Regions from separate parts of the Homo sapiens genome. Here region 2 is linked to region 1. The links are chromatin contacts, found by Hi-C in ENCODE. All regions are on one chromosome and are shown on one strand. Each heading gives the region's core, a stretch centred on a gene start or an enhancer-like site at or near the end of the contact. The rest is flanking DNA. Distances are from core to core; before and after follow the strand shown.

Evidence for each region. A loop is a pair of places that touch in the nucleus more often than their neighbours do. Pooled maps may share reads with other maps.
Region 2: a pooled map shows a loop between it and region 1 (4-fold over the local background). The contact joins the promoter of CEP104 here to the promoter of TNFRSF14-AS1 in region 1. A Hi-C loop is called at or near these places in 2 of 37 single-sample maps with no recorded cell type and 6 of 50 pooled maps.

What each region holds. Positions count from the first base shown.
Region 1 is chr1:2,555,761-2,558,460 of GRCh38, reverse strand. TNFRSF14-AS1 (TNFRSF14 antisense RNA 1) reads left to right here and starts at 1,450. Exons shown (of 7, transcript NR_037844.2): 1 at 1,450-1,484; 2 at 1,765-2,700. TNFRSF14 (TNF receptor superfamily member 14) reads right to left here and starts at 2,090. Exons shown (of 8, transcript NM_003820.4): 1 at 1,728-2,090; 2 at 627-735; 3 at 1-118. The coding sequence starts at 1,796.
Region 2 is chr1:3,855,846-3,858,545 of GRCh38, reverse strand. CEP104 (centrosomal protein 104) reads left to right here and starts at 1,335. Exons shown (of 22, transcript NM_014704.4): 1 at 1,335-1,657. It overlaps DFFB (DNA fragmentation factor subunit beta), which reads right to left and starts at 1,070. Exons shown (of 7, transcript NM_004402.4): 1 at 829-1,070. The coding sequence starts at 942. RefSeq lists silencers at 189-238, 1,169-1,668 and an enhancer at 849-1,028.

The DNA.
Region 1 (2,700 bases), core at 201-2,700:
CACATTTGGCACTGCAGACACTTGCTTAGGCCATTGAGGTGGGCAATGTAGGTGCCTGGAGGGCAGGGTTCACACACTGTGCCCGTCAGCTCCCCGCAGGCCTCCTTCACACGATAACCTGCCGCCCAGAGAGTGGGAACTTCGCAAGTCTGCGGGAGGCCCCTTCGGGAGCCCACCCATCACTCCACCCGCGCCCAGAGCCCAAGCAGGGAGACACCAGCTAAGGGGACTCAAATGGCCCATGAGCCCCACGGGACACAGCAGCCCCATCAGCCATGAGCAGAGCTGCTCTGGGGAAAATCGGAAAGTTCTGGAAGCACATGGGGCCTCCTGGGACACCTGGCCCGGCTCTGGTATGTGCCCCCGAGCCCATGTCTCTGGCCACGGTGGGCCAGCCACGTCTCTCAGACCCACCCCCTGTGCAGTGTGACTGTGAGGGTCCCCCAGGGTGAAGAGTCCAAGCTGCTGGCCTGGGGGTTCTGCCCTCACTGTCTGCACACCTAGCCCCAGGGCTTCATCACACCCATGGCTGTGGGGGCAGAGAACACAGGGGTGTCTGGGGCAGAAGGGGGCAAGAGTGTCTGCCCTCGGCCCACAGAGCTGGCCCGCCAAAGGGCTGCACCTACCTGGACTGCACTTGGGGCAGCACTCGGAGCCCACTGGGTACTCGTCCTCCTTGCAGGACGGCAGAGCTGGGGCGTAGCAGGGGGCTCCCAGGAAGGTGAGATACAGCACCTAAGGGGGTCAGGACAGGCATTGGGAGATGCCCTGGCTGCCCTGTGGGCTCTGCCAGGCTTGGCCCCACAGCCTGAATCTCCCTCTGTGCAATGGGGAGGAGCGGCAGTGCCTGGTAGAGAGGACAGAAGCGGGCCCCAGGCCAGGCTCATGGAACAACCTTGCCGACCGCTGGAGCCCGGGATAGGGTGGGGACCGCCCCTCCTCCAGCCCTGATGACGCTGCCTGGCAGCGCGGAGCCCTGGGAACTGGAACTCTGCCCTCGCCAGGGACCCCACACCCCACACCTGGGAGCATTGAGCCCACTGGGCAGACAACCTGCCGGCCCCCCTGCTGGCCTAGGTTGGACCTGCTGACCCCTGAAGAGCCAGCAGGGGCAGCCAGGGATGGGCCCCAGAGGCTCACAAGCCAGACAGTGGGTGACAGGCTGATCAGGGCCACATCGGGGAGGGTGGCTCTGCCGTGGCCTCGTTCCTGGGCTGGCTGATGGGCAGTCGGGGGCCCCTGATGGGGATAGTGGCTGGACAGGCAGGAGTGCCACATGAGCATGGAGAGTATCCCCACCCCACCCACCTGGGTCCAGCCCCCTGCTGCACACTGATCTTATCACCTGTCACCAAGGTCAGGGCTGCCGGGGAGTTGGGTCACCTGCTCGAGGGCCCCGCCCAGAGACGCCCAGAGACACCCAGCCCCCAGAAGTGCCCACATCCGGCCAAATGGGGGCTCACCAGCTGCCCGTGGACGGAGTGGTGAGTGGGGGACACACGCAGGAGGAGGTCTGCTGGGTAGGGCTGTGGCTCTGCTGCTCACCCCACTGTGGTGAGCCCAGTGCTGGGGGTCTGGGTTGACCCGAGAGCCCCAGGCAGCAGGGGACGGGCTGGACGCCGGAGCCAGCAACGGCCAGGACAGGGGCATGGGGAAGAGATCTGTGGGAGGCCCTGGGGTCAGAACTGGGATCTGCGAGCAGACGGAGAGGAGGCTCGGGGGCTCACCAGCCTCAAGACGTCGGTTTTGGGGGTGGATCTCCAGGGAGGAGGCCCCCAGTCTCCAGGAGGCTCCATGCCTCAGGCTCAGACCGGCAGCTCGGGAACCCAGCTAGCAGGATGAACTCCAGCAGAGGAACTCAGCGCCATTGCTGCGGCTGTGGGCCAGAAGAGAAAGAGAAAGAGAAAGAGAATCCGCCTCGGTGTGACAAGCTGTGCCTCAGAACCCGAGCAGCAGGAGAGTGGGCAGCAGGGGGTGTCTGGCAGCAGAGAGGGGCTCAGGCCTGCTGGGTGGAGCGGCGCTGGGGGACACAGGTGGGCCCTGCGGGAGGCAGGAGCTGTCCAGGCAAAGCCGAGGGGAAGGGCCGGTATGAAGGAGGCGCCCGATGGGAGGGGCGAGTTCTCCCCCTGCACCATTCCAGTCCACTCCGGGTTTCCTGTAGAAGGGGGAGCCCCCCAAAGTCCATCTGTGTTTCCCCACCTCACTCACACACTCAGGGACCCTCGGCTGCTCCCCGGGGCGCTGACTGACATTTTTGCCGAATAAAGGGGCCCTGTGGGTTTCCTGTTCCCATCTCAGCTTCTGCTGAACAGGGTAAACTTCCCTTCCGAATAAAACCACCAGAATGCGGTCTGGCCAATTTCAGTCATAGACCCACCAGGCCTGTGTCCCTGCGTGAGGGGGTGGGAAAAGCCCAGAGTGCCCCTACCCGTCCCCTGGGAGGGGTGGAAGGGCAGCTCTTGCTCCCCCTGCAGAGACGCTGCGCGGACTGGGAAGGCTGCCAGCCTCGCCCGGTCTCCCTGTGGACCCTGCCCTGACCCCACCCCAGCTTCCTGGCTCCCTGCACCCCACTGGGCTTCCCTGCCCCACAGAGCCTGGTGGTAGGGAGACCTCCGGATGGAGACAGCCCACAGTCCCGGAGCCCCAAGGCAGGCACCAGTGAGTCCCTCGTGACGGCCTCGCTCCCTGCATCACATGGAA
Region 2 (2,700 bases), core at 86-2,585, 1.3 Mb before region 1:
GGGCGCCTGACTGCGGGCCGTTCTAAAATACGAAGAGTCAGGAAAAACATACATCAGGGGGTGACTGCTGGCTCTGCAGGATTCACCCTTTTTAAATGAGCTCCTGAGGGCGCTTCAAATAGAGCCTGTCTTTGACAGCGCCGCCTCCCTGCTGCCAGGAGCTGAACACCACCATCCCCAGCACACAGCCGCCAGAGCGGTGCTGGCACACGAAGGAGAACGGTTGGTTGCCTCTGTGCACAAGTGTGACCGGCACGTGGCACTGTTAATTTGTTGGAGTCCGGTTCCCTGTTACTCTGCACTGGTCAGTTTTAGGCATTTTATGGCTACTCCCACCCCACCCGCACCGACCCCGGCAATGCACACCTGGTAACCCTAGTACTGGTCTAAAAAGAAAACCAACCTAGAATAAGGTGACGATTGCAATCCCCAGCTGCGAGGGCTGGAAGGGGCCTGCAGAGCCCACCTAGCCAAGCCTTTCATGTTACTCAAGGGGAAGCTGAGGCCGGACAGGCAGAGCAGCCGTGACCCCGCGTGCCAGTACCTGGCACTCTACCCGGGTCTCCTAGCTCTGATGCAGGGCTGTCCTGCCCGAGAGGTGGGAAGAGGGAAGGGGTGATCCAGGTCGTCCCCCAACCCCCCTGCGTTCTGAAGCCACGCTCAGGAACCCCAGGCTGCGGGGGCCCGGGGTCCTAGCGGCTGAGGCGAACGAAAACTACCCGCCCCGGGCGCCGCCTGCACCCTCCGTTTTGGAAGAGGAAAAGCGGCACCTCCTATTCTCCCCACACGCCTCCCCGACGGGCCGTCCCCGCCTAGCCCAGCGGGCACCTGGAAGCGGAGACAGCCCTTGCGCAGCACCTCCTGGCAGCTCCGGCCAGCCACGCCGAACTTCCTCGGGCTGCGCAGGGCCCGCAGCTTCACGCTCTTGGGCTTCTGGAGCATTGCAGATGTCCTCAAGCCCTCTGGGTCCCACAGGCGGTGGCACCTGCTGCCCAGCTGCTCAGATCCGTCCTCGCCCTGGCCGCAGGGGTCTGCACCTGGTGAGCTCTGCAAGCTGGCACAGGCCGGGTGCCGATCCCGGAAACTACATTACCCAGAAGGCCTGGGAAAAGTGAGGCCCGACGCGGTCTTGTGCGCAGGCGTCGCCCCACGGACACCACATTACCTTACTCAGAAGGCTCAGGAAAGCAAAGGCGCGACGCCACCTGGTGTGCCCAGGTGCCGTGGCCCCGGAAACTACACAACCCTGAGGGCCAGAGTAGCGGAGCCCTCCCCTTGTGCGCAGGCGCGGCCTGGGGTGGGGCGGGGTCGCGCACGCGCAGAGGCCCTGGCCCAGGGCTGGGCTTGGTTGTCATGAGAGTGGAGGCTGCGGCCGGGGCTATGGGCAGAGGTGGCCGGGTCTGCTTCTTCCCTGTCACTGCCGCAGCAGCTTGGGGTGCAAGGCGGCCTGGGGCGGCGGAAGGGGCGCCCCCCGAGTTCCGTCTGAGGAAGCGGCGGCTGCCGAGGAAGTCCACGAGAGCCGGGTCCCGCACGCCCCTGGGGTCCGGGTGCTGAGGCGCCGCCTGGCCGCCTCCCCGGGCCGCGGCACCGCTCCGACCCAGCCGCCCTCTCCACCGGGGCCGCGGCAGCGCCAGTCGGGGCCCTTCCCTCTAAGCAGGTACCTTCCGGGCCGCTGCGGCGCCGGCCCAGGGCCGGAGTGGGGAGCGGGGCGCGGGGCGCGGGGCGCGGGCGCCGCGGGGGCGCGGTCCCCACCTGGGAGCTGGGTACGAAGCCTGGGTGCGCGGTGCAAGCGCGGACGGTGTGGAGTTAGATGCCGGCCTTGCTGTCGCCGAAGAGCCGGCGCGGCCCCGTCGTGCCGTATGCCGGGGAGCTCAGCACGGGTGCTGGGACCGCCTGCCCCGGCCGGGACGGCCCATTTAGCGTGGAATATTGTTTTCAGATCCGGCTTTTCCTCTTCTGGATGCGTAGCACATAGGGGGCCAGTTTCAGATGTGTTCTGCTGAGCAAAAGTTTGAGGAAAATTGCTCTGTCCCTATAGAGATTAAAGTCTGATGGTTGGTTGTTTTTTGTTTTGGAGTTTGTTTTGTTTTGTTTGCACTTAAGTTCAGATTTCTCTGAAGCCCTTTCAGTCGCTAAGATGACTTGATCAGAAACCCATAAGCCTTTGAGACGGTCTCGCTCTGTCGCCCAGGCTGGAGTGCAATGGCACGATCTCAGCTCACTGCAGCCTCCGCCTCCCGGGTTCAAGCGATTCTCCTGCCTCAGCCTCCCGAGTAGCCCGACTAATTTTTTTATTTTTAGTAGAGACGGGGTTTCACCATGTTGGCCAGGCTGGTCTCGAACTCCTGACCTCAAGTAATACGCCCTCCTCGGCCTCCCGAAGTGCTGGGATTACAGGCATGAGCCACCGCGCGCAGTCACACTTAAAAGTCTTCTTAAAAAGAAAATCAGAGACAAGTTTTGTTTCCTAGTCTTGTAACAAAATGGAAGTTGCTACACTGAGTTTCCGTTTAATTTATAGTTAATTGCCTTTTACCATGCCAGCACTAGGAAAAGTGTAGTGAGGGATGAGACCGCCATGGAGTCATCGCTGCCTGGGGAGAGATGTACTCTGGCATTTGTCGGGATGTCGATGGCTGCCCCTGGGACAACAGGGATCCCTCATGCCTCTGGTGAGGAAGACCAGCCAATAACTGGATG